2 separate regions of the Mus musculus genome follow, and region 1 is linked to region 2. The links are chromatin loops, found by intact Hi-C in ENCODE. Cell type or tissue: heart. All regions are shown on one strand. Links, peaks and the distances in the headings refer to the core of each region. The heading gives the core; the rest is flanking DNA.

Region 1 (16,437 bases), core at 2,819-10,818, 930 kb after region 2:
CGGTACAGAGACTGACTGGCAGGGAAAGCCATCTGACAGCTACTATTCCCATTCACCGGGGAGTTGTTCAAGCCGATCCGCTGAGACTCGAACATTTCCCGCACCGAGTGGAAGTTCTGCTGCTGGCCAGGGTAGCCTGCGGCCGCCGCAGCCGCCGCCGCGCTCGCCAAGTGGCCCAGGTCTCCACCTGCCTGGTTCAGGTACCACGAGGTGAGTCGGCCCTGGTGGGATGCAGGGTGGTGGCTGGCCTCCTGGCCGCCCCCGCCATGACTCAGGGACGAAGAGCTGCTGCTGGTCGCTGGAGGCAGCGAGTAGTCGGGCAGGGGGTCGTCCACCGCCGCGCTGCCCGCGCCTCCCGCCGGACCCTGCAAGTGGCCGCCACGCTCGCCCGCCGCGTACAGGCTCATAGCCTGCAGGTTGCAGTGGTAAGTGGCGGCGCCCCCCGTACCCGCAGCGCTGCTGCTGCCGCCGCCTCCGCCGCCGCCGCCACCCCCGCCGCCCGAACTGCCCGCACTGGAGCTCTGGCTGCAGGGGGAGCTGTAGAGGGAGCTCTGGCCCGGAGAGTAGGCACCCAGCGCCAGCGGGGGCGCGATGCCCGCGCGCGAGGACGCAGCCGCCGAGGCCAGGAGGCCGGAACCGAGCTCAGCGGCCGAACCCTGCGGCGACCCCCGCAGCGACGTCATGATGTTGTCCACGCTGAAGCCCTGGCTGTGATGCGGCGGCGGCGCAGGCTGTGGCGGCGGCGCGGGTTCTGCAGCGTCCAGGCTGAGCGGCCGCGCCGACGGCAGGCTGCCCGGGGGGCTGCTCCCGCTCGACAAGCTGCTGCTGCTGCTGTCGGGGCTCTCGATTTTGGGCACTGTGGCGGCGCTGCCGCTGCCTAGGGCGGCAGCCGGGGACAGGGGCTGGGGAGGCGAGGGACACGTACCGTTCTCCGTCTTGATGTCCTGGATGCGCACGGGCGGCGGCTGTGGCCCGGGAGCGGAGCCCTCGGCCTGCTCCGGGGGCGCGGGCGCGGGCTGGCGGCCGGCCTGCGGCGGTGGCGGTTCTTGGAGGTGCAGCCGGCCCTTCTCCTCCTTGTCCTTCACTGCGTCCTTCTTCTTGAAGCGCCGCCGCCGCCGCAGGAAGCTGCCGTTCTCGAACATGTTGTAGGAGTCCGGGTCGAGCGTCCAGTAGCTGCCCTTGCCTGGCTTCTTGTCGTCGCGGGGCACCTTGACGAAGCACTCGTTGAGCGAGAGGTTGTGCCGTATGCTGTTCTGCCAGCCCTGCTTATTGTCCCGATAGAAGGGGAAGCGGTCCATGATGAACTGGTAGATGCCATTCAGAGTGATCTTCTTGTCCGGGGCATTCTGGATGGCCATGGTGATAAGAGCGATGTAGCTGTAGGGCGGCTTCACCATGTCCTTGGGCTGCGGCTGCGGCGTATAAGGCCCGTAGGCGCGCGCCATGCTGCCCGGGTACTGCTCGGCGTGAGCAGGGTGCGAGTACACGCTCATAGGGGCCGGCATGGCGGTGTAGCCGCCCCCGGCCGCCGCCGCGGCAGCGCGATAGTAGCTCTGCTCGCCGCCGAGGTAGGGCACCACTCCCAGGGAGTTGGGGCTGGACACCGAGTAGCGCGCCTGCATGGCCCCGGCTCGCCGCCGCCAGGCGCAGCCCGCCGCCCCCCACCCTCGCTCGGGCCGGGCCGCGCCGCACCGGCCGCCGAGTCCGAGTCCGGGCCGCGCCGAGCTACCGCGGGCCCCTCCGCGCTGCGTCTGTCCCGGCCGCGGCCGCCTCCTTGCGCCCTGGGCCGCTCGGCCTCTCCCTGCGCTCGCCTGGCGCCTCGCAGCCCACTCAGTTCCCGCGCGGGCGGCGAGGGAGGGTCGCTGCACCCGGAGAGGGCCAGACCAGGACGCTGCAAGCCGCCTCGGAGGAACGTTCGGATCAACTTCCAGGCGCAGTCGGGGCAAAAAAAGAGACAAAAGTTAAAAAAAAATTAAAAAAAAAAAAAAACAAAAACAAATAAAAAAAATAAGGCGCCCTGCTCGCCACTGCCTGCGCCTTCCAGGAGACACTGCTCGGGGCTGCTGGCTAAGGCGGCCAAATAACCAGGGGCGGGGGCAGCGCGCCGGCCGCCTTCCCGGGCCCCCGCGTCACCTTTTCTCAGTCTCTTGCGCCGGCCGCTTAAGGAAGCATTGGGAAAACTTCTGAACTTTTGAGCATCCGTCACCCAGGCGAGGACTTTTTTACGCAGTTACATTTTTTTCCGGGCAGGGGAGCCCCGCCCCACTACGGAGGCGGCAGCCAATGGGAGGCGAGAGACGCCTGTGAATGAGCCAGCGGCCGAGCTCTGCCGGCCCGCTCCTGGCGGCTGGAGGACCGCGGGGCTGACCACACGCGCGCCGGCTGCCCGGGCCCGGCGCCCGCGCCCCTGCCCGCAGCCCGCGCTCGGTCCTCCCACCGCACCCACCCACTCACTCCCAGACTCTGCGGTTCTCCCGGTCTGCGGACTTTCGGAGTCCTCACCGGCCCGGAGACCCTTCCTGCGTCCACTGTTCCCAGGCCTCCACGGAGCCCTCGAGTCACACAGGATCTGCCTCAGTCCTTACTCTACCGTGCTGTCTCCAGCGCCGGGAGTTTCTCCGTCCTTTCCAGCCCTCCGCCCATCCCTTGTCCTCTCCTTTCCGAATATCCCTCTCCCTGCTATCACCGGTCACACCAACATCACATTTGCTCTCCACAGGCAGGTTCTCCAGTCCGACTTTAGGTTACCAAGGCTGTTACAGCCGCCGGGGTTCCAGTGAGGAAGAAGATGGTATTTCGGTGCCTCGCCCCACTCCCTGCTAGCAGTAAGCGGAGGGGATAGAAACTTGGAACTTCAAACGTGTGTTAAGCTGATGGAATGTGTAGGCCACATTGAGGAGCACGGGGTTCACAGGCGTTCCAGGGCTTAAAAGAGCTAGAGAGTTCGGGCTAAGAGGACTCCAGAAGTTTCCTCGACAAACCATGCGTTGCCCCTCTGTCCTGACCAGTACATTTTGGCTCGTAGGGGCAGTTAAGTTCAAAAGAGCTCGGTGACATTAGTAGTTGTGGTGAAGCAGAGTCAGGTAAATATCCCCAAGAACTTAAGGCTTCCCCCAGCCACTCTCAGCCTCTACCCATTCCAGGGCAGCTGTCTCACAGAGTCTGAGTTGGAGGAAGTGTTCAGAATTGCACCTACAAGGCGGCTTAAAGATTTTGAAGAGATAAGCCCCGAATGATCCTAGATATTCCGTGATTAAACCTCAAGGCTGCAGCCTCTGGGTGACTAGAACAGGATGGGTAGAGATGGGGGTGGGGGGGCGGTATTGGAGGATCTGAGAGGATAGGCCTCCCTCTGACTGAAAAACAACCCTGTATTTCAGCAACTGGTCCAGAAAAAAAAAATCTGACAGAGTGGGCACCAGGTCGTTTGCTAGAAGATGGGTTTGAGAGAAACACTGTGAAAAAGTGTTTGTGAATATTTTTCACCTCGGTTCCTCCGATTTCTGGTAATCTTTAACGCTAGGACTTGCTGGGAGTCAAAAGGTTTACCGACTTGAACCTTCTTTCCCTCACTAACACACACACACCATCACCACCACCTCTCCCTTAGTAGATAAAGATGCTTATTTATGCAGTAGGCACAGCTCTGTTTTGCTTGAACATATGCTTATACGCACATACATACATAATACATACATGTGTGTAATTTCAAAATGGGCATTTATATCAAGGAAAGAAGACTCATGTTTCTAGAATTCACACACAAACACAACACTCTCTCTCTCTCTCTCTCTCTCTCTCTCTCTCTCTCTCTCTCTCTCTCTCAAAGGGAAGCAAGCAGTTTGCATCCTGGTCTAGCACAATGTGGGCTCACTTGATCCTCTATTCCCAGATGTTTGCAAGACTAAGGACACTGTTGGACTGGGAGAAGTACCAGAGTCAGCAGTTGTTCCTAAAGATTCTTGAATGTGGTGAGAGTATAAGCTACACGTCCTAAAATATAAATTCATGTCTCCTTCTAGCCCAGCACACCAATGGCCTCACCAGCTCCTGACGCTGTGGCTTTAAGTCCTGGGTCTGGCCCTAGCTGGAGTACAATTAGAAAGTGATCGTCCCCTACACCTTGGCATTTGGTTCTTAAGCTGTGTGTGCACAACCAGCTGTGTGGTAGGATGATCGCAGCTTTTAGCAACTTCGCAGCTTTTAGCAACTTGTTTGTTTTCTGATTGTGGGGTTTCCACATTCCAGCGGGCGGGGTTCTGTAAGAGACAATGTGTTGCGTGCCCTCCCCCAGTCCCCAATTGCTCCCCAACCCCCAGTCCTTAGAAGTGTAAACAGTTTGTTCTGTAAATAACAAATCAAACAGCAGTGGTGTTTTCTGTTGCCCTCCTGGCTTTGGATATAAAATTTGACATTGTGAAATTCGTATTTGGCACGCGGGGGGGTGGGGGGGGTGTTCAGTTTTACAAAGATCAACTTTCCATGGTTTGGCTCTGGATAATCGCCAGGAAAAGATATTTGCATTTGGTTTTTATATGCTTACTCGGAAGCAAGCCTCCAGTGAACGGTTTGATTGTATTTCAAGCGCTTGGTGTTTTATTGTTGTTACTGGCTGTTGTTTGAACGTGAAGATGCAGTCTTTGGGGGGTACAAGCTAAAGTTTTCATTTTTGTGTTGAAGTTTTGGATGCCCTCTTTCTGTTGTCCCCCGGGCAATCACTTTGCCGTCTCCCCGACAACCTGTGACTTGATTGGGAGAAATACCGCAGGACCCCTTGGGCATCTTTTTTGACACCTTGGGTACTTGCAGCTTGAAAGTCCCCGCAAGCGACAGCGGTAATGAATGTTTGGTGAACTGGTGGCTGAGGCGCAGCCGACCTTCGTTCCCCTCTCTGACCCTCCTGGAGAGGTTACAATTCCCCAGGCCCAAGGAAGGGATCTTAGCTTTGAGAAAGAGGTATGACGTCACGGTAACGGTTTAAAAAAAAAAAAAAAAAGAGGCCTCTGTGCCTCTGTGGGCCCCTCCTGCACAAAAGCACCGGGAAGCGGGCTGTGGCGGAGAGCTTCTGGAATGCCCGGATTGGGGACGTGGTGACACCACAGGAATGGGGAGTGGGGCCAAGGGCCAGCAACACCGAGGCTGGTCACCAGAACCTGGAAAAGCTATTTTCCGATTTCTAGTTAAGGGAGTAAAGATTGGATGGAGAGACGCTTTCAGAAATTCACTCCCGCAGGGTGTGAAACAGATCGACTTGTGTTCCCTAGGCGGTACACCCCCCCCCCCCCCAGACCCCACTCATGTCAGGCCTAAGATTCCTCTGCCCATTTGCAGTAGTTTTATTCTCTTGGTTCGGTGTTTAGCCTTTGGAAGCCCCTGCGTGTGCATCGAGGGTCAGGACTAGTTGTACCCGAGATGGTACAACCCTCCACGGCTCCCCAGGGGGCTGGTGTCAGTAGAGGTGGCTTTCCCAGCTGGAAGATGAAGTGGGCCTGGGCCGGCGACAACTGTCCCAGCAGTGTGTATGGGAAACTTCCCACGAGGCTACCACGACAGACAAGTAGGGCAAAGTCCCTTTGGAGGTGTCTTTCAATTATTTAGAGAATTCCCTTAGTCCTCCATTTGGCCTTTTTCCTCTCCAGAAGTCCGTGGGAGGGGAGGATGTCCTAAGGTCAAAGCCCGTTATTTGTTATCAAACCATCAGGCGGCACATAGGTTTTGTCATCCGTGTGACTTTTCACCAGAGGGAGAAGGCGCGCGGTGGGGATGGGGGTGGGTGGGCAAACACCTGGGTGGCTGCGAGTTCCTGTGAATCGACTTCCTCCTTCGGAGGCTTGACAGCAGAACGTTCATAACGGGATTCCTCTAATTCAACCCCTTCCTTTGAACGACTTCTACCAAAACAAACAAACAAACAAACAAAAAAACAAAACAAAAACGAAAAAAGGCGTTTGTCTTTTGATTACTTCGAACACAAAATGATTACACTGCTTATTTGTTTGGTTGAATTAATCAGATAGTCGTCCATTTAGACATGGCCCTCCGCAGGAAGTTTGCATGAGATAATTTAAAGTCATCTCCCAAGTTCTCAAAGTTAGTCTTCTTGGCCTCTCTAATTGCTTACAGGGACAGAGAGCCAACACCTGCTCTTTAACCCCTGGGGTGGATCCATTTGTCAGCCCTTTACAGGAAAGCTCCACACTTCCACAGCCAGTCCCGGTTCAGAGTGGAGTTGAGCCATAACGAGGCCACAAAACACAGGAGAAATGAATCTTTAACTTTGGAGCCTGCTCACCAAAGACTTGAGCCTTTCTTTGTCTAGGAAGAGGTAGATGAAGAGCCAAACTGCCCCTTCGAAGAAGAAGAAGAAGAAGAAGAAGAAGAAGAAGAAGAAGAAGAAGAAGAAGAAGAAGAAGAAGAAGAAGAAGAAGAAGAAGAAGAAGAAGAAGAAGAAGAAAATTTGAAAAGGGGCAGACGATGGGAAAGAATGGGTCGTGCATGCCGGCATAAGCCCGTGCCTTGGATCCTCATGAACCAGATTCCCAACAGACTCATGGTGGCAGCCAACTTTAGGGCCTGGGAAGGCAGAGGCCCCTTCATTTCCCAGCCTCCTCACATCGCGGGTGACCTGTAAAATACAAGCAGGTCCCCAGACCGGGGAGACTTGCGCTGCCAGGAACTACGGGGTGCGGACTGGCGCCGACCGTCGGGCAGTGGGGCGAAGCCAGCACCTTCCCCGGGCTGCAGAGAAAACTTTGCCCTTTAGCACCCACACCCCCTGGTCCATAGGTGTTGGGAGAAACGCTGTGCTCTGAGGGACAGACCCTCAAAACGATTCGGGATGCCCGGGCCAGTGGAGATGGCTGCACCTTGCAGACCGAGGGCTGGTCCGGTGTCTCCTGCCAAGAACTCAGGCACCACAGTGCTACAGTGGGTCTTTCTTCCTGACTTCCAGGGCGCCCTTCGTAGAGACCCCTAGTCTGCCGCCTGCAATCCCAGCTGGCCCCAACTCTGGGTCGCACCCCATAGTGCACCTCACTGTACTCTGGGTCAGCAAATGTGGAGACCTAGAGTGCACAAGAAGCAGTCGGTTTCACAGTTCTCATTTTCGGGGACGTGGGGTTGGGGGGCACCCGCGGTGCCCTGGACTAAAGCTGGGTGTTTGCAGGTCTTAAGGTACGATACAAAAAGTTAGCACTTGATTCTGCGCGGCGAGCCTTGCTCGAAGTCTGAGGCTCCCAGGCGACTGGAGATGGAAGGGGTGGCCACGGGGACCTGTAGCCTCTTTCCGACTCTGCAGCTTTCTACTACCCAGGAGACAAAGGCAAGAAAGGAGGGGACACATAGAAACCTCGGACCACTGGGCAGCTTCGAGCCCAGCTCCCCGCGGTTAGGTGCTCTGGGCCAGTCTTGCTCCTCCGGAACTGCTCGTGCGGGACCCCAACACTGCGCGTGCTCCGAGCGCCCCCTGCCGCCCGCTGCTTCACCTCCGCGTTGCCTCTGCGGTCGCTCCGGTTCCAGAGGCCGGCGAAGGACGGTCCCTTCCCTTCTGGAGCCTCTCGGGAGTGGGGGTGGGGTGGGGGTGAGGGGACAGGTTGACTGAGGACCTTGTGGCTGGAAGGAAGCTCCCAATTTTCTCGGGCGGCAACTTTCACTTCCCCAGAGACTAGTCCTATCCCAGTGAGCATCCCCGCAGGCATAGATCTGGGATGTTCTTCCTAGAGTCGGAAGTGACCCGAGATTGGGGCTTTCTCAGCCATCGGCGACACATTCCTTCCAGAAGGCCCCTTTAAATTGATGTACACATTACAGAAAAGGCAAAGCCACTTCGCCGAGTGAATGACTTTCTGAGAGATGCCAAGGAATGCATTTACTGGCCGCCAGGTCTGCCAATAAAAGTTGCAAATGAAGACTGCTGGTTTCCAGGAAAATGTACTTCTGTTTTTAAAACACTCCTTAGTCTTAATTACCAAAAACTGAACCTCCAAAGAACCGGTTTAAAGAACAGGACTAGTGAGTGGCAGTGATGGTGGCTGCTGGTGAGGTCCCACACCCCCGCATGCATTTACACACCCCAACTCACCGCGTGAGAACAGACCATGCACACCTACGGCTTTACCAATGCAGAGGCGCGCCAGTATTTACATACGCTGCAGACATAGACACAGGCTCAGCGCTGGCACCTGAGGAGGTATGCATTGGGATTAGTGAGTGCTGTTTAGTTTGGAAGTGAAGCTGTAAGAAAAAGACAAATACAGAAGCAAGTGGCCACAGAATAGTAGATAGAAATAAACATGTGCAAAGAAAGGAGACACTTGAACCATAGTATTTAGCTATGTCTTTCACAATCCCTTTTCTTTAACACCAACAATTGACTAGGTTTAAGCTACAAAATACGGCAATGTATCCAGAATCTCTCTCTCTCTCTCTCTCTCTCTGTGTGTGTGTGTGTGTGTGTGTGTGTGTGTGTGTGTGTGGCATTGAATTCTGGGCTTCTGGCTTCCTGAGCCCTAGATGTAATCATGGCTTACACCCCAAATTACTTTTAGGAAAGGTTTCCTTTTGTTTGAGGTCACAAAGACCACAGCTGGAATTTTAAAATCTCTCTCCATCCAACCAGGGAAGCAGCTATTTTTTTCCTCCCCAAAGCTTGGTTAAGGGTAGCACTCTAATGCCAATGAAAGGTGAATCCGTTTGGTAGGCTGTGTCTCTCTTGAAGCACAGACACTAATAAGCACACTAATAAGAATACTTAAGATGCTTGGGGCACTTACGTTGTCATCCTGCCAAGTGCTACAAATAACCCTCACAAGGACCCTGACATGGATGCTATTATCTGCATCTTGCACGTGAGAGAAGGGAAGCTTAAGGGGAATAAATAACCTGCCAACAGGATATATAGCCTCCCAGACTGACTCATTGAGTCTGGAGGACCTTAACGTGCCCCTTGTAAATACATAGTTTATGTGCAAACAAGAGGGGGAAATTTAAATTAGTGACTGTCACAAATGGCAAATTTCTACCTTTATCTCACATGCCAACTTCTAAGGATATTTCAGGTCACTGATCCCTTTACTAAACAACGTGGATGTGAATCGTGATTTTTTTTTTTTCCTGTAGCATGATTCTAGCAGCTGGGCACATAACAGCTGCCCTTTACAAGACCTTTCTGTGAGGTTGTATTTGAATAACTATGGGAAGAATTCCTATACACAGATCCATACTTAACGTGTCCTGTCTGTGAAGTGTACAGGACTTGGGCAGGACTTGTTTACGTGCATCCTTACACGTGATTTCAGAGCTGCTCACACTGGAGACGTGAGCCTGACCCAGGACCACACACACTAGGCAAGTGTCCTATCACGAAGTTGTCCAGGCGATCTTTGAGTTCAAGATGCTCCTGCCTCGGCCTCCTGAGCCTGGATAGGTAAATGAGGAGTTGTATTTTCTCGCTCTTTGGAAGCTATTTGGTGACTCTCCCTATTTAGTTGCTTCAAGGTTGTTTCCAACGAGCACAGCAAATGAAAAATAGAGAAGCACCCGTGTGCCCTGCTTCCAGCTCTGTGCTGTCTCTTAGCCACTGTTCTCAGGGACCAATCAGACAGGACCTTGCAACTAGGAAGCTGCAGACCCTAAAGGCAAGGTTGGGAGCATTCTTCTCAGTCCTTACTATAAAATTCAGACCAAGGGGCTTGGCAAAGCTTGTCCTGCAAAAGCTGTGGCTATTTCTAGATCCTCAGGACCTCAAGCCAGGACTGCTCCCCAACCCCACCCCGTGCACCGCCGCCCCTGCCGCCAAAATCATCAAAGTAAGACCGTTAACATCACCAGGAGGGAAACTGAGGCTTGGAAGAGTAAGCTGGCCCATAACAAAGTGGGAGTACTGGCAAAGCCTAGTTTAGCCTTGCCACAGCATATCAGCTCCTTAGTCATAAGACCCACCAAGGCTCTAGGGTCTGGTGCAGGTGAAGACCTTGAGTTACCTAGGGAAGAGAGTAGAAGCAGAGTACAGAAATGGAGAAGGATAGGTCGGAGAAAGGGGGAACTGAGGGGCTCTTCCTCGGAAATCCTCTACCGCTCAACTAGGGTTTGGTCTGCGTCTGAGTCTGGGTCTGGAAGACTGTGCCAAAGGCCAACAGTGGGGTGAAGGCACCGGGGGCAGTTGGTCTCCTAGACCTCGACTAGGTCCATGCCCCAGTGCAATGCTGAAGTGCAGGTGCTTGCCCATCATATCCAAAGGACAGCAGCGGCTCTGCTTTCCTGTGGGCGAATGTATGTGTCAGGGGATGTAGGGACCACTATAGTGGTGCCCAGATCGAAAAGTGCCCGTGAGCCCCAGTTCGGATCCAGTGTATTTCTTCACTGTTGGCCAATACAAAGTGTGGCCACTACAATGCCAGACTCCCCGAGGACAGCCCCAGGTCCTTGCCGACTGCTGTGACAGTCTAGGACTGCCCTGCTTCTCTTCAAGCCCAGCAGGCTGGTATCTGACTGCCTTTGTCTGCCACGGCTTGGAGGAAGGTCCCTTAGCAGACGGCTGCTGTGTTCACACAGGCCACAGGCACGCACTCGGAACCCTGAGCAGGACCTATGTTTAGTCTACCTCACTGACGTCCTTCCTGAACAGATGGGAAAAGGAAACGAGTCTCTTAGCCATTTTTGCCTCGCAGTACACCCCTGCTCATCCATCATTTTCTCACTTAAAGTCACAGGATGGCAAACTCCTGCCTAACTGTTGGGCAGGTTGGGGGCTGGGTCGCCAGGGAGCGGCCAGGCCTGCTGGGTGCTCTCTCCCTCCTTCCTTCAACACAAAGGTTTACATTATTGGCTCCCCCTGTGATGAAACAGGCACCAGATTAGATAACACTAAACGTGCTTTCATAAGGTGCCAGGATAGCCCACGGGACGGGCTCCTTCAATTTGCCCGAGTGCGCGCTACAACTCAATTTGTTTTCAGGTGATTATCCCCTTTCACACATAGACAGCACAGAGGCAGTCTGTGACTGCGGAGGGAGAAGCCCACCGTAGCCCAAAGCCCGAAAAATTTACTCACCCAAAAGAAGCATGTTGCCATGAGCCGCTGACTTCTGGGAGCTGGCCTGGCAAGCCCGATTGTTTTGCTTCTGTGTGTGGCAATTCCACACAGTGCCGGCTGCCCTAAGACACACAACATAGTAGTTTTCATTGTTTGTCTTTATGAGTATTTGCTATCAAAGATGATTTGTTAGACCTATTTGTTTTAGTAAGGAACGTGTCCAAAGGCAGGCTGACGCGGCGCTGGGAAATGTTTTGGCAGTGGGCAGGGAAGGCCTGTGGAGCCAGCCCTCCTGACAGCGAGGCCAGCATACGCACACATTTTGTTTAGTATCAGTGCATTGTCTACTGTGTGCTGGGAGCGAGCTAGTTTTCTAGTAAACACGACTGCCATTCATGCCAGCTGCCTTTTTTTTTTTTTTTTCCTTTCTATAGAATGTCCTCATAGACTCAGTCAGGTTCCCCACGGCCATGTTCACTCATTTTCAGTTTTGTTTTGTTTTGTTTGTTGTTGTTGTTAGTTTTGTTGTTGTTGTTATTTTTATTTTTTATTTTTTTTATACGAGATTGGGCTGAATGTACTTCAGTGGTGGAGGTGTGTGTGTATATATGTGTGTGTGCACACACACCCATACACATGCATATTAGATACTATAGTATATGCACTAAAAAATACAAGCAGGGAAAGTCCAATGAGAATCAAAAAAAAAAAAAAAAAAATCAAGTCCTTGGCTTGTCCTCTCCCCTAGCTTGCCCCTGGTTTCCTGTAACACTACAAAAAAAAAAAAAAAAAAAAAAAAAAAAAGTAAAGAAAAAACAATTAAATACCAAGATGCTAATGCACAGTGATAGCCAGTTTTTACTTGTAAATGGATGTCAAAAATGAAACCGGCATTGCCTATTTTTCCTGAGTTTGGCAAATTTTCTGTTTCCTTGATGATATTCTCTTCTCCGTCTCTTCCTTTCTTGACGGCATGTACATCTGCATTCTGACGATATCTATATAGCCCTGCCGATTTCCAGGAGGATCAGTTATCAGATGGTGTCGACAGTCTGTTGTAAATCTCATAAAAGAAGAGTTGGAACTCATTTTGCGGCTCTGCCAGACATATTCCGACAAAGTAGTTAGAACCCAGCAAGCATTCTGCAGCAGATCCAAGCAGCGTGAGACACAAGTCAAGCGCTGGCTTCAGACGTGCTTGGCGGTGTTTTCCCATCTACCCACCAAACAAATATCGTGTCTATATTTGGGGAGAAGACTGTTGTGTGAGTAATGTTCTCCCAGGAAACTTTATGGAGTTTTGAGTCATTCTCCCGAATACACATCTTGATAGGTCTTAGTAGCCATCCCCCATGGGCCCTATCTCTGACTATTTGCTGCCATTAAACATTCCACTAAGCAGATGTGGAGCTGTGGAAGGTAAGAAGGAACATGGGGCTAGAAGGGTCAAGGGTGGTTCTAACACTGAGTACAGGAATCACGATGCCTTTTGAAATTCCCCAATACAGGGAGTGCTGGGGGTTTCATGCGTCCCATTGAATAAATCAGAACAACGTGAGATCCACACTTCTGAAGGAAACACGAGAGGTACATTTTCATTTTTTTCATCAACTGGTGATGCTGTGGAGTTGGTTCTGTCCTCTCACGTGGGCCTCGAGGATGCCCCCAGGTCATCAGGCTTGGCCACAGTCACCTTTAGCACATGCACCATCTTGCTGGCCCAGTGTTTGTCCCAAACAGAATGGGAAGACTGGGAATTCTCTCACATTCTGCGTGGTTTGTTAGTAAACACCAGAGGCAGACTCTGGGAGGCCTGGTTTAGGGTCTCCTTAGGATTTGGCACAGGAGAATACAGGGTGCTCCCGGTTACCTGAATTACTTTCCTGGGGTGATGGGGGGGGGTGACCGTTCAAGCATGGCCCTCATCATCCTCTGCTTTTGAGGGGTTGAGAATTGAATCCAGGGCCCCAGGCTCTGTCCCTGGAACACACCCCTGACGCTTTTTTTCTGTTTTCAAAAGCTACACATTGTCTCTGGACCATTCCTGCTTGTTGTTTTGGCTTTCTTTCGTTCATCAGAGACTCTGGGCCCTAGGAAGGAAAGAGAGGGGAGGGGAGTAGCCACCGCTTCCCATCCTTTCTGTGGCCAGCTGATCCTGTTTGCAGAAAAACTGTCTCTGCAGCTGTAACCTGAGCGTGGGGTTCAGTGTAACCCTTGCCATCAAGAACCTGGGGTACACTGGGCAGTGTGGTCCCTAGTTGCCTTTGGAACTCAGGCCCACACCTGGCAGAATTCGAGAAACATCTGGAACTTTTTTTGCTGCTGGGAAGGAGAAACCCTAACAGCAGCATTCTGGATGATGTAGGAGCCCATGGTCCACTCATCCAGCAAGTGTGGGGGTAACAATTTGGTGCCACAACTTAGAAGCTCCATTCTGAGGGCCCTCACCCCCTCTTGGGGAGAGTGTGGGTGTTCTTTATGAATAGTTTCCATCTGGGCATGAAGCTCTAAGATCCTGATCCAAAATTCTGCCTACATACAGCACATACTATGTGAGGCCATTTTCCTTCTTGAAGCCGATCCAGAGCAGTACACACAATGGACCGAAGGCAGGACACCTGTGGGGAAACCAGCTTGCCCCAGTAATCTCAGTGGAACTGAGTGGTAGGCTGGTGGGTCCAATCTGACGGGAAATGTACCCTTCCCCAATAAAAGTGGCAGTGATAGTGGCAGGGAGGTGTCCCAGGGCCTCAGGCTACAATGGGCAAGCAAAGCATTATTCTTTTTTTTTTTTAAATGTTTAAACTATTTTTTTTCCATTTTTTATTAGGTATTTAGCTCATTTACATTTCCAATGCTATACCAAAAGTCCCCCATACCCACCCTCCCCCACTCCCCTACCCACCCACTCCCCCTTTTTGGCCCTGGCGTTCCCCTGTACTGGGGCCTATAAAGTTTGCAAGTCCAATGGGCCTCTCTTTGCAGTGATGGCCGACATACACTAGCAAGATTTTGCTGAAAGGACCCAGATATAGCTGTCTCTTGTGAGACTATGCCAGGGCCTAGCAAACATAGAAGTGGATGCTCACAGTCAGCTATTGAATGGACCACAGGGCCCCCAATGGAGGAACTAGAGAAAGCACCCAAGGAACTAAAGGGAACTGCAACCCTATAGGTGGAATAGCAATAGGAACTAAGCAGTACCCCGGAGCTCTTGTCTCTAGCTGCATATGTATCAAAAGATGGCCACAAGGCCCAGCATGAAGTGCTTAGCTGTGCCCCCATTTTACATTGATATGTGTGTCTTGTTGAAATCATAAAGAAGGGAATGCACAATACAGTCTCGGTGGGGAACCTTCAAAAATATCCCTGAAAAGAGAAATTTCCAAGATAGGAAACTTTAAAACGAAGATTATGATGAACGAGAAATGGTTCTATGGCTTTCCAACTAGACACTGAGGTTTACCGGAAGCAGAGCATCTGTGGAAGGCTGGGAACACTGTCCTTTACATAGCTCGGGGGCTACTTAGATCCACAAGTGCACATAAGTTATCAAGAATACACATGATATCTTCATCTGCCGTAGTGTGCGCTGGATGGCTCGCAACGGAGAGATTTTTTTCTACCTTTCTTGCAATGTTGTGGAGTGGAACCCAAGCACACTGGACAAGTTCTGGGTCCCGGAACTATCTCGAAGTCATACATTTGAGACATTTTCCCCCCTCATTAACCAAACAAAGTTTGAAGTCAACTGCATGTGCATTAACAAAAACATTAGCTTTCTGGGGTTGGCAGAACAGAGGGTGAACACTTTCTCCAGTGTGGATTCTGGGCTACTGCAAGGTTCATTTAGGCAAAAAAAACCTGTCAAAATGCAAATTTCAGCAATCCTCCAGGTAGAGGAATGAGGCTTTTGCCTGTGAAATCACTGCTTAGCTGAGAGTTGGTGTTGGCTGTTGATTGCAGTGTAGGCAGATGGAATTTGGAGACTGACTGCAACCTGAGACACAAGATCCCATCTAGAGCCTTCCAGAAAGTCCCCATAGACAAGGCTGGAAAGAGAAAGAAGCCAGTGTTGGTGGGGGAAGGAGAGGTGTGAACGGCCTGAAGTAATGTGGTGAGGGGGAAGAGATAACCAAGCCTAAAGCTCCCAGAGCGAGAAAAGAAGCCTTGCTTACTCCCATCACCGGGCATTGGGTTTCACACAAAGCCCTTTATCTCCCTGGGGTCTGATGTTATCACAGCTTGAAAACGGTAAATCGTTTATATAACATTTGCTGATTCACAAAATGAAGGTGCGGTGAATTAACCTAATGTGAGAGGGGCTCAGGCCCAAGTTGCAGGGAATATAGACTTCTCCTGTCATTTGCAGGAATATTATCTGTTGGGAAGCATGGCAGCAGGAAGGGGGGTTGGGGCTGTGGTGGAAGAGGGGGCCCGGCCCAGGGAGGCTGGTTGTCTAGGCTGTTCTTCTGGTTTCTCTGGGTGTGTGTGTGTGTGTGTGTGTGTGTGTGTCCATGAGTTTGTAGCAGAGGTGACTCTGGCTTCCTCAGTAGGAGAATTTTCATGAGGTCTTATCCTTTGGCAAGCTGATTGTTGGAGCTTTGCTGTGACGTTATATGAGAAGGAAGAGCCAGGCTTCTTATATATGTCAATCTTAAATAGAAGAATTGTTCTAAGACCAGGGAAAGGATGAAGAATCGACAAATTTGCTCTATTCAGTGCAGCCAACACGACGTCTTTTACCCTTTATCATTTACAGGGAAAAAGTCGTTCAAAAAAAAAAAAATCCGTTGCACCCAATTTTCGGCACACAGTATGTAAACAGTGCTGTTTAGTTAGGGTTTCATGTCGCGTGTGCAGTTGCTGTAAATTGTATTGTCAGGTTTTCTACCCATGTGTCTACTTATACTTGAAAGTAAACTATAATTGGAATTCAGTATGAAAGACAGGAGCCTGTGCTCTTATATATGCCTCCACGGAAGTTATTATTTCCCACCTTTCCATCTTCCTTTTTGCTCCCTACCCCCACCCGGCCTCCAGGAATCCAAGCGGCGGGCCCTTTTTCACGGACCAACTACGGGAAATGGGGTGGAGCTCTGGCGTCATCTAGTGGCAATGAAGGAGCTGTGCACCTGGGAGACTTAGAAAAAGTCCAGTTTCTTTCACACTAGGGCTTGGCTGGGCAAATCCCTGGCGGTGCTGCATGGCATTCACAAGCTAAGTTTTCCTGCTGAGTCTAGAGTGGCAATATGCGTCTTGGGCTTAAGCTTGAACCCTCAGAGAGAGTCTAGCCATCAAGGTAACTGAACACCATAGTATCTAATTGAGGTCTACATTAGTGGCTTGTTTCTCCAAGGTGGGCAAAACTAGTATCAATAGATCTCCCATCCCAGCTTCTGGCT
Region 2 (16,437 bases), core at 3,177-11,176:
TCTCTAGGCTTTATCAGCAGAGCCACTTAACAGCTACCTCACATCCACCTCAGGCCATTAGTTTTTATCTAGGCTTCATATTACATATACCAAGTTTAGTAACATTTTAAAGAGATTTGTAACTTCTCATTGCTTTAAAATGGTAGCCTTCCAAAAGCCATTCTGCTTTGTAGTATATCATAGCATTTTCTACTTCTGGGGAGCATGCAGAAGCAAGCCATTAAGAGGTTAAGTATTTTGCCCATTTGGTCTAAGTTTAGATCTCTGAGGCCCCTAACATCCACAGGACACGTTCCCACCACTAGAAGACACTGTGTTCCTATCCAGGCTTTGCCAGCATATGCCACCACAGAGAGCTGGTCTGGGAGAAAGGGGGTTTATAGGACAAATGCTTGGGATAGGAGACAGGAGGTGGAAGGATAAACTTGAGTCTAAAATAAAATGCACACTGAGAACACCAAGTGAAATGAATGCTCTTAAAACTGTCTGCAGGGGAAGAAATCAAAAGCTTTATTGGGTGATGAAAAACCACTGTAAACTTCATGTGCAAATCTTCCAAGATTTAGTCTTGTGTAGTCCAAAAAGAATTTTACATGTAAGACTCGGTCTAACCAAATGCATGTAAAGCAATGAGGATTCCCTTTGAATTTTGTTTCTCATACACTGACTCACGTTCACAATTTCATAAAAGTGGCAGTGCTGGGTTTGACATGCTCAAGTGTTCTCCTGACACAGAATCCCAAGGAGACCAAAGGATACTATGGCTTATGCTTTTCAGACATACTTTTATATAAAGATCTATAAATCTGTGCCCTGTCTGATGACGTTTCCCCCCATCAGCTTCAGCCCTTCCCTGGCTACTTATCACACTGTGGCTATGAAGCAAACCAGGAGGTCTTCAGACAAAGGACCAGAGGCACAGTTAGGGATATTGGCTTTTTTATTTTACAGTTCTCCTTAGGTACCCCATAGGTCACTCTGGAAAGGGAATTTGGGATCCCTACATATTACCTGGGTCAAGGGTGAGAAAGAGGCAGGATTTTTAGGTACTCTGCCCGGATAATTGAAGATGCTCATAGCTTTTATGGGAGTAAGGACTGAGCATCTGTTAAGTAAAATGGGCTTGGGGGATGTAAAGGACAAACTGGTGGCTCACAGGGCTGTAGTACATACATTCACACAACTGTGAGTAAGGTTAAGAGGACTTCGGGGTCTGAGACCAACCTCCTCTACTACCACTTTTATTAGAGCAGTTAGGAGCAGGGACCTGGCATTCAGAGCCAAGATTTTTTTTTTTTTTTTTTTTGGAGCAAAAGAAGGCAGATGTGGAGGTGGGGTGGCATGCAGAAGTTATCGTCTGAGGGAAACACATAAGGATTCTGCATTCTCTGTAACTTTAATTTTTCAAATCCTATTTTTAATGTTGGTTCTCTTGTAGCCCACTACCCACCAGAGGTAGTGGAAAAGAAAGGATACAGGAGAAGTGGAACTGTTTAGAAAGGTTCTTTGGAGCAATTCCTGTCTGTGTTGTCTGTTGACAGTTCAGTTCACAGGCTAACAGGCAGTAGCAGCTCTATCCACTGGCAAATACTTTATTGATACACCAGCAGTCCAGTTCAGTTGAGTTGGGATAGCAACAGTGGTAACATGACCTAACAAAGACAGCCAGGTTTCAGCCTTGGCTCCAGTCATCAGGAGGGAACAGGCGAAGGACCAGGAGGGACATCAGGAGAAGTTCTTGGCTGTGCCTCTCTCAGGGAAGCAAAGATCAGTGAAGGCGAGAGACCAACAAGTGCCACACAGCTAGCTATACAAGCAAGCCAAGCTCTGTCTCTGTCACTCCTTTGAGTCCTATTCATACCCTCCAAACATCACGTGTCTTCCACGTGTCTTGCCTCAGCATGGATCTTGCCTCAGCACATGCATCCAGTCAGCCCAACTCCACAGAGTCCCAACAAATGGAGCTCAACTACATAATGTAAGGCAGACCAATGCATGCGTGCCATTAGAAAAGAATACTTCATCACATGTCCTTGCACATGCTTGCTTTAGCAGAATATCCTCTCTCCTGTGTCTCCTTCAGTGAAATGTTCCTTCACAAATCTGCCTGTGAGCGACCACTTCAGGAAAACACTCCTTCAACTCCATCCAACACAATGGACTCTCCAAAGAACCCTTAAGTTTCCACTTTAATTCTCATTTGGGAGGAGGGAAGTAGAAAGAAATATGAGGCGATGGGGGATGGGTGGGTGAGTGAGAGAACTGGCTACTCTTCCAAAGGCCCCGGGTTCAAGTCCCAGCACCCGCCTGAGACTTACAATGTAACTCCAGTTCCAAAGGATCTAATACCCACTTCTGGCCTTCTCAGATTCTAGGCACACATGTACTACACACATATGCCCAGGTAAAACACCCATACATATAAAGCAAAAATAAGTAAATCTTTAGAAAGAAATGTAGATCTTTTTTGTAATATATCTTAGTGTGAGTCAGCCCATCAATTTGGTATAAGAGATGTATGACTAAGTACCCAATGGGACTAAACATTAGGTAAAAACTTATAGTTTATTTGTTTTAAACTGAGTTTTTCTAAAATTTCCAGAGATAGGCTGGATAACAGAATGGAGGGGAGCATTCATAGCTGTGATCTGTAGCCTGTACCCCAATAAAGGTGGAATAGACACTGGGGGGGGGGTCCACACTTTGTTCTCCGTGGCCATACCTAGTCACTGGTCTTTCAAAACTCCTGCAGACATACTATCCAGGCAGGCTCTGGGCTTTGGACTTGTTTAGCATGCATGAAGTCCTAGGTTTAACCTTCAATAAAAGAAAGAAAAAGAGAAAGAAAGAAAGAAAGAAAGAAAGAAAGAAAGAAAGAAAGAAAGAAAGAAAGAGAGAGAGAAAAGGAGGGAGGGAGGGAGGGAGGGAGGGAGGGAGGGAGGGAGGGAGGGAGGGAGGGAGGGAGGAAGAGAAAAGGAGGGAGGGAGGAAGGAAAGAAAAGGCTTTTGTCACCAAGGAACAGCCAAAGATGGTGTTTAGATCAACATTATGCTATGCTGGCTTTTTTTTCTGCTGGAGAAGACTGAAGAATGCCGTTTCTTTTCAAAAATTGGAACTTAAATTCCATATTACGTTTTCATGTATCTTCATTTGACAAATGGTCTAATTAAACGTTGCTGAACTGGCAGCTTTAACGCCAGACCCGTCCAGTCCAGTGTTCATGATTCTGAATGAAGCACTGTTCCCTGACAGTGGACACACCCACTGGCTTTCATTTTCCGGGTTATTTACTCAGGTGACTGATTCTGCTTGATGTCATTCTCAGCTCAGGGAGGAGCCACTCCGTCCGTCTGTCTGCTATGAGGTCAAGACCAACATTTCCCTTCCTATATTCCTAGTGAGACCCTGTCCTAGCTTACCCGATGGCAGACTGTGCTGTGGGAGAGAGAATTCCTCCTGTCTACCAGAGACACAGGGCGTTTTCTCTCTTTTGTGTACCAGGAAATTGAGAGCATCTTCAGATCAAGAGAAATAGACTTATTTACAAATGATCTCTAGAAGTGATCTTTCATCAGGCTGATGAGATGGCTCAGCAGATAAAGGTACTCTCTACTGAGCATGGTGGACTGTACTCAGTTTCCAGCCCCCACATGGTGGAAGGAGAGAATCAACTGCAGCAAGCTGTCTTCTGACCTCCACGCTCTGCTGTGGAACACATACTGCAAACAAACAATAGACATAAAATGTTAAAATTAATCTTTTATACTTAAATAGGAAAGTGTAGGTTCTTTTATTATTTTTCTAAAAATTATCCTCTTTATATTGAGGAATTATTTATTCTCAATTCTCCCACTAAGAACTTAATTAAAATTTAACAAAGTCATTTTAGAACATTATAACTTTATTTTTATATTACTACACATTACATTAAAATGACCAGAAGTTGCTCACCATGGCATTGCCATAGCAACAAGATACACAACCACTATTCAAGGCACAGTCTTGGTCATGCTCCATGTGTGATGTTACAAATTTCTTTTTCTTTTTTTTTAATACTTTTTATTAGGTATTTTCCTCATTTACATTTTCAATGTTATCCCAAAAGTCCCCCATACCCTCCCACCCACTCCCCTACCCACCCACTCCCACTTTTTGGCCCTGGTGTTCCCCTGTACTGGGGCATATAAAGTTTACAAGTCCAATGGGCCTCTCTTTCCAGTGATGGCTGAGTAGGCCATCTTTTGATACATATGCAGCTAGAGTCAAGAGCTCCGGGATACTGGTTAGTTCATAATGTTGTTCTACCTATAGGGTTGCAGATCCCTTTAGCTCCTTGGGTACTTTCTCTAGCTCCTCCATTGGGGGCTCTGTGATCCATCCAATAGCTGACTGTGAGTATCCACTTCTGTGTTTGCTAGGCCCCGGCATAGTCTCACAAGAGACAGCTATATCTGGGTCCTTTCAGCAAAATCTTGCTAGTGTATGCAATGGTATCAGCTTTTGGAAGCTGATTATGGGATGGAACCCTGGATATGGCAGTCTCTAGATGGTCCATCCTTTCAACACAGCTCCAAACTTTGTCTCTGTAACTCCTTCCATGGGTGTTTTGTTCCCAATTCTAAGAAGGGGCAAAGTGTCCACACTTTGGTCTTCGTTCTTCTTGAGTTTCATGCGTTTAGCAAATTGTATCTTATATCTTGGATATCCTAAGTTTCTGGGCTAATATCCACTTATCAGTGAGTACATATTGTGTGAGTTCCTTTGTGATTGGGTTACCTCACTCAGGATGATGCCCTCCAGGTCCATCCATTTGCCTAGGAATTTCATAAATTCATTCTTTTTAATAGCTGAGTAGTACTCCATTGTGTAAATGTACCACATTTTCTGTATCCATTCCTCTGTTGAGAGGCATCTGGGTTCTTTCCAGCTTCTGGCTATTATAAATAAGGCTGCTATGAACATAGTGGAACATGTGTCCTTCTTACTGGTTGGAACATCTTCTGGATATATGCCCAGGACAGATTTCTTTTCTGAAGTAACTAATCCCCAAATGCAGGGATATAATTGTCATATAACATTTTGTTCTGAAGTAAAGCAATGGATATGAGTGTCAGGGATGCTCCAAGATGGTCCCCAGGGAAGCCTCGCTTTCCCGTGACACAGCCTAATAGCAGAACACTCCCACACTGATAGACCCATTTCTGCATGCGCTTCTTCCCTTCACTGCACCTTGCTTTCCTGGGAGTTTTTAGAGCCCTAAATTCTCTCATTCAAGTGCTAGAGAAACCAAAATAGAACACTTTATATCCCAGTTGGAGGACAGTGGCCCAACAACACAATGGAGGTCTAGTGGAGTTCCACTTTTACAGTAATGGTTAAGGTTAAATCCATTTTAGAATTGATTTGGGCATGTACACACTCTCTCAGAGGAGAAGGGTATGGGGGTTCAGGAGAGGGACTGTGTGAGGGGAAATGGGAGGAGGGGGTGATGATCGGATGCAAAGTGAATAAATAAGTTAACATAAGAAAAAGGGTAGTTTTTATTGACTGGAATGAAAGAAGGAGTGGGCACAGGTTGCCCTTGGGGGTTAATTTTCCTTTCGTCATCCCTCACTTCTGAGAGGATTTGAATGTGGTCCTGAAGGCAGATTTGAGGTACAGGACAAAAGGAACTCATGCCCAGGGACTGGGTGCCCATCAGAGTGCGTGGTTGGCTACTATGTCGAGTGACATCATGTCACTGTAGAGGTGACATGGTGTGGCATGTGTGATAAGCATTGATAATGAATGTGGGCATGCTTATTCTTAGAGACATTTATTATAGAAACTCATAAATTATGTTTGCCCAATTTTATTAATATACATTTTAAGACATGTAAAATCTAAATTTAAAGAGAGCTGTAAAAGGAATTGGTAGGAACTGGCAAAGGTGTCCATATGAAAATTCATATATGTTTTTTTTTAATGATGAATACATGAATTGGAGTGAAATGAGCTTTCGTGTTCCTCTTGAGAATTCAGGAAAGAAGCGCTGTCCTGAAGAGGCTTCCTCTTGCGGGATGACTGCAATGGTTTTAGGAATGTCTGGCTTAACACCACTGATCCCGACTACTACATTCACAGGAAACAAATGCCATTTTTGGATGACAAATAAAGTGTATCTGTAGACCTGTGTCCTATTTTAGACCTGTGTCCTCCTATGGAGGAATGGAGATGCAAAATGACAAGTTTTTGGAATGAAGGCAGGCCCTCTAGGTTGCTAGGTGCAGAGAGGGAAAGACACTTCAGCTTATTAGAGATGCTTCAGTTCAAAGTTCCTCTAGATGTCAGTATTACATAGGGAAATGAAACTATAATCAGCCTGTGGCAATGAATGGAGGCTTTGCATTATTTAAAGGGTAAAGCATCTGTGATACATAATTACAATACACCTTGCTTGGTGACTGGCTTCTGTGCCTTCAGCACTGACAGTGTCTTACAGACTCTGAACAGTTTGGACACAACATGCTCACATTTGCCAGCAGATACATGTGGTCTGACTGGTTCTGCAGTTACATAGCCAAACTCTTACTTTTACATATGTTGATGGGTTGGAATAAACACACCAGGTTTTCATCATTATTAAGCTAATTTTTGCTCTTACTGTAACACTTATGCCACACAGGTTAAAGCCCAAAGCATGGTGCCTACCAATACTCCAGACATATTTCAGAAGAGAAATCATTTCAAAAGAGAAATTACCAAGAGACAAATATAAAATGCCACCAACACAATTTCTTAAACTGCCCTATTTGACATTTTAGAATTAAAATTAAATTATCTCTTTCTCCCCTCTTCCATGTTAATTCTAATCTTTTAACTAATGAACATACACATCTTCCTTGCTGTGCTAATGCTTTTATTTTATGGCCCCAACTGTTACTCTTTTTATTCTATGGTGCCTGCTCTCTGGTAGATCCCAAACAATACTAATTATATAGGTTGACTAAAATCCCTTTCTATAGCAGAAAAAATCATACAGAATATACTGTCATTAGAGCACAGACCAAACAGAGAAATAAATTAGAATCCTGACTTCATTATAAAAATGTGGCTGATAGTCTCTCTCTCTCAGAGTTTCTGAGAATCCCAAGTGCATGCAAAGTGCATCAAGGAATTTCTCACAGACTGTTCCCAATACATGTTAGCTATCATTACCATCTTCATCATCATTATCCCCATCATCATGACCACACTATCATCATAGTCATCTTCATTTATATTACCACCATTACACCACCACCTCTGCTGCTGCTGTAACCATCATCACCATCACCATTATCACCTTGTAATGTCTCTGTTCCAAGCACTATGGCCATAATAAACCCACCATCTAGTAGGAATTAGATTATCAAAGACAGTTTGGTGAAATGTTAAAAGGGACGCTGGTATTATGTAAGTACCAACTTCTGTGCCCATATACAAAAATAGCAACTGGCTTCACCCAAGGAAATGACCTTTTTTTCCCTGCCATCTCTGTATTTGCACTTAAAAGTGAGAGAGGCTTTCTATAGCTTTGATCTCCAACCTTGGCTTTCTATAAATGTACTAAATGTGCCTCTGTGTTGTGAGCTGCCCATCTGGAAAAAGGAAGCTTTCTGAATTATAAGAGTATTTGCAATTTGTCTTAATTTCTACTTTCTGCACTTTTGTGATACTTCATATTTGCAGAACTCTGGGGCAAATCATATGAGGAGGGACTGATTTCCTATGGCTTCATAAGACTTTATCAATTTATAATGTATAGCTTGAAATTTGTGTACATTAGGCTAATGTTCACCCATCACATGGTATGTGAAAGGGTTTGCTAAGCTAACCCAGGGAAGCTAGGATTGTGAGAACATTTAACAGCTCGTGAAGAAGACATCTTCTAGGGGATGGAGATGCCCATTGTTGTGAATCTCACTGACTTCATGTCTTCATAGTTTAGAAAACTCACTCACATATATTCTGATTTTTATTCAATTTATATGTGAGCCAAATCAAGATCACTAAAGTGGAGGTCAAGAGTGGCCAACACATTATCCATACCCTTTAATGAAGTAATGAAGTTGGGCTATCTTTTACACACCATGACATAGTTGTAGTTTCTTTGAAAACAATGATCTCATTTTCATTGATATTGCTGTTTATACAGGATTCCATTAATTCAGATTATTTTATACTTTATATGACTATCAGTTTCTGTGCCTTTGCCATCCATGATTGAATTATATAGTATATTAATTTCAACTTGGAAGAAATTCCCTTTACTCCTGAGGAAGTTTAGTAATCTTTGGAGACATTTTGATTTGTTAATATTATATTTAATTAACAACATTTAAGATAGATAAGAATAAGGTTGAGATATTTTCACACAACAGGTAAATATAGTCAGTAATAATATATTTACTATACTGTAAAACTAATTGAGAAATTAAATTTTAATTGTCAGAAGTCAGTTCTTTTGGCTCTCACTTCTGAAAGGCAGATATATCCTGGTGCTAGGTGGGAGAGGGCAGGTATAATGTTAAATATCATTGTACTATGATGCTTGTCACATGAAGAATTAGATAGCCCTTGTTGATAGTGCTGAAGCTAAGCAGTGTGTACATTGTTGTTAACCTCAATTGCTTGATTGTGCACCCACAGGCTGAGGAAAATGTATGGTCCAACCGTGCACTAGATGAAAGGATAATTGTCAAAGGAGGAAGGACATCAGCCCTCACAGGTAACATCCTAGGAGATTTACTAGTTATGGAGAAAGTCTGTTGTACTCTAATTCAGAGGAAATCACACATTCCTGAATCCTGTAGAAAGGAGTACTGTTTTATTAATATCTTTATCTGACTGGGTTTGGCCATAACCATGACAAATAAAATATTTTGATATGCAGTTATCAGTCAGCTGGGTATATTTTATTCTGCTTTGCTTCTGAAAGCTTAAATCTAATGTTAAAAAGGGGCCAGAAAAGAGGTGCCATTAAATAAAGCCAAAATTAGTGACCATGTGCATTCTTCATTAAAATTTTTTGTGTTCTGTGACTTCTAGAGAAAACTGACCAGAATGACCAATTCTCTTCCGAGAAAGAAAAGATTACCAAACTTAACAAGAAAAATTCAGAGAAGACCAGTGCATTAGAAGTGCAGAGGAGTTGTGTCATATGTCACGTGGAAAGACAAGACAAGATAGAATTTGTTCAGAGGAATTCCACAGAGCTAAGAGAGAATGCAGGTGCAAAAGATGCTCCATGCATAGAAAGTCTGGAGAAACAAGAAAGCAACAACCTGAGAGATAAACAAGACACTGAAGATAACAATGGAGGAGAAAATGGGATTTCTTCTAAGGACGATTCCAGAGGAGTAGAAGCTGAGAACAGAGCTTCAGCAGCTGCAAGTGGAGCAGTGCTAGACAAACACTCGACTGAAAGCCAGCACACTGAGGACATGAATGGTGACCCGTCCCATGAAAGGTAGTGCTGCAGTATTGCACATCTGCAGTTGGTATGTCTTACAGCTCTGTGTGCTGTGACATTTGAGGCCACTCTGAAAGAGAAATGGAGACAGTTTTAACGGCAATGTTTAGAACCTGCTCTCTATTGCATTGATTTTTCATGGCTACATTTTGCTATTATTCTGCTATTTCTCTTTATTCTTGCCAATATTTTCAATTATTTCTCTTCTTCCTCACCTCCCTTCCTTTCTCCCCTCCATTCTTCCCTCCCTCTCTCCATCCCTCAGCCCCTTTCTTCCTTCTTTCCTTGCTTTTCTCCATTGAGGATGGAGCTCAGGGCCTTGCTCAGGGGCTCCCTGAACTCAGTCTGATTGTTTCCAAGTCTTAACACCAATACCAAGATCACCATTTTTAATATCTCCAGCAATCAGTACTACTTAGAGGTCAAATGGAAAAATGTTCTGCCATTTAAAAATAAAGAAAAAAATATCCTCTCTAAAACTAAGAATTAAATAATGATTATGTTGAGCTGAAAATTAACAACCCAACCTGAAAACATTGGCCTAATCCATGCAATGGTGGTTTCTTCCCTTGTGCTGTAGGAAGTAGATAACTGACTAAGTTTCTTCCTTAAAACTAAAATTATGAAGGGTAAAGTACAAATTCAGGAATTTATGTATTCAATTAAACTTATCTGCTCTAGATATGATGACTGTGTGTTTGGAATAAAGAGTATTCAAGCACCTCTGAAGTCTTTAAGACATGACTATTACTTAGGTTTAGCATTTGAAATTAAACTTGAAGAAATATAATTGTCAATATATTAATGTGGATTGTTATTGAAGTTCATCACTAGAAGATGTGTTTAGAAAGACCTGTACCTGCCAAACATGCTAGTTAAGATAATTCTTCCACAAATAATGGTTCTTCTGTGGCTGTCAATCTTGAGAGGTTATTGCTTCTTTTCTATAATTTATTTTCTTTTATTAAGTTTCCTAAATGACCACTTTAGGGCTCATAGTTGGGTCTCTGGAAGACTCTCTGTGTCTGGATCTTCCTAGATTTGATGTCCTCAACTGCTAGACTGCTTGTCTTCACATCACAGAGCACATTGTCTTCCCCAGACACTGTCATGAGAAAGTATTGGTTCCCAAAGCATTTTGACAATCTGAACATTTTCCCTTGAATCTTTGAAAACTGCAAATGTATTCTATTTTCCAGGTGCATCAGTAATATAAAGACCACTTCTACACCAGGAATCCTTGGAAATTCAGCATCAGGATCCACTTTCCAGAATGCTGAACAGACAGAGTCTACTGGCAGCAGTAAGCGCAGGGTGGCAGAGGAGTGCTTCCTCAGTGAGGACAACAAAAAGAGCAGAATAGATGTAGTGAGAAGAGGGGAAGAGCCCACAGCTAGGACAGAGGAAACCAGGCAAGCCAGAAGCCTGGGTGATAGACTCCAGGATGGAATGACCACCTCTAGAGAGCAAGACCTGGAGGTCCCACTGGGTAGGAAATGCCTTTTTTCTGGACTTTTAAAGCTTCCTAACTATTCCATGAAGGATCCCAACTTAACTTCTCTTATCTTAACAGCTTTATGGAGATATATGCCATATTAATATCATTATTATGTTTAACTTGATCTTTGCATAGGCAAGAGAAACAGTTCTGTCTGTCTGTCTGCCTACCTTCCTGCCTATCTATCTATCTATCTATCTATCTATCTATCTATCTATTTACCTATCTATCTATCTATCATCTATTTATAATTGATCTGTTATCTGTCTATGATCTATTTATTATCTATTTACAATCTATCATCTATTATCTATTTTAAGTATGCATGAATATTATGATATTCATATATATATTCATATATGATAATATATATGTATATGTATATATATATATAGCCTATAAATATATGTGCTCAGAGTGTGTACCTGTATAGTGTGGAGGCCAGAGAAGGGCATCATATGTCCTTATTTCCCACCATAGCCCTTTGAGACTGAAGCTTGTGTCCATAACATTGGGTTACATTGCTAGGCTTTTACTTGGATCCTAGGGATCCAAACTCAGGTCTTTAGGCTTGCGCACAAGACTCTCTTACCTGCTGAGATATCTTCCCAGCCTGAATAAAATCTGAAGAAATGAATGTTTCCTGAAGAATTCTCTCATAATTTTTTCCAGGTATATTTGTGGCATGAGAGGTAAATGTTTACATAAAATTAAATTCCAAGAGATTTGTGTTATCTGAATATAAAAATGCTGAATTAATTAAACTTAATTATTAAGTAATACTTAATTTACTATTTAGTATATACTTAGAACAAGATAAGTGCTCAGGAAATATGTATTGGATAAATGCCAAGTTTAAATAACTTAGTTGTTTTGGAGCCAGACAATAGTAACTCAAACCTTTAATTCCAGCATTCACGAGGCAGAGGTGGATCTCTGAGTTCCAGGACATCCAAGGCTACACAGAGAAATCCTGTCTTAAGAAAAACAAAAACAAAAACAAAAACAAAAATAAAATTGAATGAATGAATGAATTAGTTAATAAAATAAAGAACATAGCTGTTTCCACTCCCCTCTCTTTATACCCTTGCTGAATGTATGTAGTAGCTGTTTTAATAATTAAATAGGGATGATCAAATTCATGAACAGCAATGGTCATGGGAAAATATGAAGACCATTAGGAGAAATATTATTGAGCAGCTATTTATGTTAGGATTCATGTCAATGTGGACTATCACTTAAATATACATGGTAGAAGGTGGAAAGTGGGAGAAATTGGATAGTGGTAGAATATAACTTGCATAGTTTTATTGGGTGTTTTATTTCCATTCAGCCAGCAAAAATTCAACTCTGCACTTAAAATGCCACTGAAATAAAGACTAAAACATTTTACAAGAGTCATATACAATATCAAATATTTCAGTGACATAAGGAAATAATTCATGTTTCTCCCCTTTCCTCTATGCTTTAATTAAAATATGAATTATACAGGGTCATTTTCCAAAAAGATGGCTCAATTAATTTCTCATGGTCAAATGAAAAATGGTCCCGGGCTTGGAAGCATACAAGAAAAAAAAAGTTGAGTTGCTGGAGATCAGACCAAGAATCTCGTCCATGCTAAGAGAGTATTTCATTGAACATCAGCTCCAGCCCCAGAAATATGACTGCCTTGGAACTTCAGATTTCTCGCTGTTTTGCATTGTCTAAATGTGACCCCAAAGAGTTTGTGAATGACATTTCTTTTCAAAGACACCAGATAACATATTCTTGAGTTAAAGTCCATTCATACCAGAAGTGGAAATTTATATCTAGTGTCATTAGGAATAAGACAGGTGACTGATTTGTATTTCAGTTTTACATGAGCAGATTTTTACTCTTAGACATGTTACTTGGTGCAGAAAGGAGGGGTAGACTTCTTGATGGACAGCCCCTCTCTTGTCATCTTACAGATGACATCCCTGCTCCTGCCGCTCCATTTGATCATCGGATGGTAATGGCCAAACATGCTTCAGTGGACAATCTGTACACCGTGAGCAAATCTGAGATCCTAGGAGGGTGAGTGAAGCTCTGCTTGAACAGCCACCCCTCAGTAAAATCAGGGAGCCTTCCCGAGGCCGAGCCCAAGATGAAGAAATGTTTGCTGGTCTTGACTTGAGAACTGAAAACACTAAGAACAAACATTTCAAGAGGTTTTAACCATTTTTGAAAAATATCACCAGTCCCATAAGGTTGGCATATACTTCTGGTTTAACATTGGCTTTATTTGCCATGTCATAAAGTCTGAGAGTAGGAAAAACCCAGTGTGACTCGCCAAAAGGTCCAGGAACTGTCTAAAGCCAGGGTTAGCACCTAGGAGGTGAAATGCATCAGATCCATGCCTTTGCAGTGCCATGGAGTTCATATTTCTGCTGGTTTTTCATTCCTGTTGTTTTAGCTTTTGTTTTAGCACCAAGTACAGGATACTAGTTAGTAGTAGACATGTTGGTAGTAAAGTGTTCATTATGCAGTAGCTTATCTTTTACTTAGAGGAGACATTGAAACAGGCCAAATACCACCGGATTCTCAACAGTTTTCTTTGGTTCATCTTCTTTTCTTGGGTGTTAGGATACTTATATGTCAATGTTGTCATTTGGGTTAAAAAAGAATCTCAACCAATGTGTATAAGAGACTATAGGCTACTCCATGGCATTATTAGATGATGGCAGCACCTTTAGGAAGTGAGGTGTATCTGAATGAAATTAGGCAACCAGTCCTGGAAGGGAGAAGTGGAAACGACTCTCATCCTTTTCTACCCTTTGCTTCCTTGCTGCCATGAAGTGTGCAGCTCTTCTGCTGCTATGATGTGCCATGCTACTGCAGGCCCAAAGCACCAGGGCTGGGTGGGCATAGGCTGAACCCTCTGAACCCAGGAGTCAAAACAAACCTTCCTTCCCTTAGGAAACCTTCCTTCCCTTAGGCTAACTTGTGTATACCTCAAGTCTGTGTTCAGCTAGCATGAGTCTGGTGTTCCAGCATGGACCTTATGTGGTGGTCTCAGTATCAAGGTCCTTCTAGAATAAGTCATGTGAGAGCCTTAGCATGGAGAGATAACTGGAGTCAGACAGTGAAGGAACATCACTGCTGACCAGGCACTTCTAGGATTAGTGCTAATGAAAAAAAAAGACATTCTCTTATTTATGATTACATGGGAAGTACATGTGCCTGTATTCACATGTGCCAGCACAGAGGGCCACTATAGTGAGTGTTGGAATCTAAGCAGTCACTTATGTGCACTCATAGTAGTACAGAGTAATTTTGGGTGCTACTATTCCTGTACATGTCAAGCATGATCACACTCATCTCGGCAGGTGACAGAAATATGCTTTTTTTTCTGGTTCTCTATGTTGTTATGAAAGATTCCCTTTCCCTTTCTGCCATGAAAGCCACTGTGCGCAGAGCAGAGACCTATGTCCTACCTTGCTTTATTAAATAAGCATTAAGGGAAGCAAGCCAAGTTTCCCTTGTGTATGTACTTCTGAATACAGTTACATAAGTGAGATGCTATAGTAATCTGTTTTCTATTATAATGAAATGCTGGGTACTTTGTGATGACACAAAGATAAGTTAGTCAGTCTACAATTCTGAAGAATTAGTAGTGTGTTACCAGCATCACTTGGCTATGGTGAAGAGCCCTTTTGCTGCATCACATCATAGTAGATGAGAGAAAGAGAGAGAGAGAGAGAGAGAGAGAGAGAGAGAGAGAGAGAGAGAGAGAGAGAGAGAGAGAGAGAAGAGAGAGAAGAGAGAGAGAGAGAACGAATCATATAGAACAGGAAGCCATAGAACAATTGGAGTTTGCTTTGTAATTACTCTTTCTTGACAACTAACTAGGGCACAATAAGAACTATATCAGTTCACTCCCCAAAGCTCTAGTGACACAATTACTTACCAATAGGTCCTAGCTCTTAAAGACTCAATGCAACTATCAGCACCTCTGCTCTGAGGACTCAGTTTCTACCACTTGAACCGCTGGGAACACAGTTAAACCATGTCCATAGAAGCAGCTATCTTATAAAGTATTAAGTTGATATCTAAGCTAACATAAAAGTCTTCACTGGGGACTCATTGGCTACAATATGTACTTTTGATTTTTATGATTCTATGTGCAAATTGTTATTTTATTTAAATGCAGTTTCTAGAATGATTTTAATCCCTGAATTTTATCCCTGACCCATAAGTTGTATTGTTCATATGCTTACAAATTCCATTTTCTACATTTATATGTATTCAGAAAGTTTTTAATTATCTGTACTAGTAGTTTTCAAATTTTAGTATGCCTAGGAATCAGCTGAATGAACTCTGGGGCTATGCCTTCATGCATGAATAGGACAAATGCAGGGCCCTGGAACAGTATTCTTAATGTTCCATTTATGAGGGGGACGTAGGCAACCCATAGAACTCACCTTGGCCAATGCTATTCTAGATACACTAGATGTACTTGTAGGTTTGCTCACTCACGAGACAAATGCCTAGGCAACTCATACTGTCCCACCTGGCAGGGGCTGATACAGGGCCCTGCAGACTACTGTGTCCAACTAAACTGTCTCTTCTTTGGCAGGGGGCGTTTTGGTCAGGTACATAAGTGTGAAGAGAAAGCAACAGGCCTGAAGCTGGCTGCTAAAATCATTAAGACTAGAGGTGCAAAGGACAAGGTAAGGGCAGTGGGAGTTGAGTCTCTAATTTGGACCAGTCTTCACCACACTAATTGACTGTTCCCTTTTCCTCAGGAGGATGTGAAGAACGAGATCAGCGTCATGAACCAGCTGGACCACGTGAACCTCATTCAGCTCTATGATGCCTTTGAGTCCAAGCATGACATCATCCTTGTCATGGAGTAGTAGGTGTCCTCTCCTACCCATCCACCTTCACACAGCTTCTGCACAGCACTGATGACTCAGCCAGAACCATGGGATCTGAGTTGCCAGAGACATGGGATCTTGCCAGGGTCAGAAAGGAAATTGCTGTTAAGTGCAGTCTTCCATTGTGACTCACTGATGAGACACAGCAGGACAAAATAGATGTGGCCTATATCTAAACTGTGTCACAAACCAAGGCTGGACTTCATCCTGGGCGGTCTAGAGGAAAGTGGTTTGTGAGCTTTGTGTCCCTCAACAGTTATTTCCCTTATTCTCAAGAGCATGTTCTAAAGCCTTTAGTGGATGCCTGAGATTGGGAGTGTTCCTGAGCCTATAAGTACTTAAATAACCATGGTAAATAGTAGCTTATAAGCTAGCAGCTCATCGTAAAATGAATCAACTATGACACTATACGTTGTGTGAATGCAGTCTCTGTTTCAGAATATCTTGTGCTACACTGATCCCAGGTAACAATGAGTAGCTAAACCCCAGCAAAAGGACGCTCTGCATGAGGTGGTTAATCATTCATGAGCGTAAAGCGCATGCCCAGC

The links. Peaks named below come from ENCODE experiments on the same cell type or tissue, not always from the same donor. Only the 100,000 strongest peaks of a DNase experiment are listed, where the experiment ranks them.
Region 1: it touches region 2 in a loop (4-fold over the local background); 7 of 42 quality-filtered maps call a loop at or near these places.

The regions. Positions count from the first base shown.
Region 1 is chr13:31,792,393-31,808,829 of GRCm38, reverse strand. It overlaps Foxc1 (forkhead box C1), which reads right to left and starts at 2,184. Exons shown (of 1, transcript NM_008592.2): 1 at 1-2,184. The coding sequence starts at 1,622. In heart, for the core only: a CTCF peak has its summit at 7,457 (motif pointing left); DNase peaks (open chromatin) are centred at 6,969, 7,489 and 10,389; H3K4me3 peaks cover 3,615 bases; H3K27ac peaks cover 2,501 bases; H3K27me3 peaks cover 5,880 bases.
Region 2 is chr13:32,721,388-32,737,824 of GRCm38, reverse strand. Mylk4 (myosin light chain kinase family, member 4) reads left to right here. Exons shown (of 15, transcript NM_001368880.1): 3 at 8,671-8,749; 4 at 9,070-9,490; 5 at 10,693-10,982; 6 at 12,941-13,046; 7 at 15,589-15,682; 8 at 15,758-15,867. Among named protein-coding and RNA genes, the nearest start is that of Mylk4, 54 kb to the left of the region's middle. In heart, for the core only: a CTCF peak has its summit at 6,318; no DNase peak of the experiment used is centred there.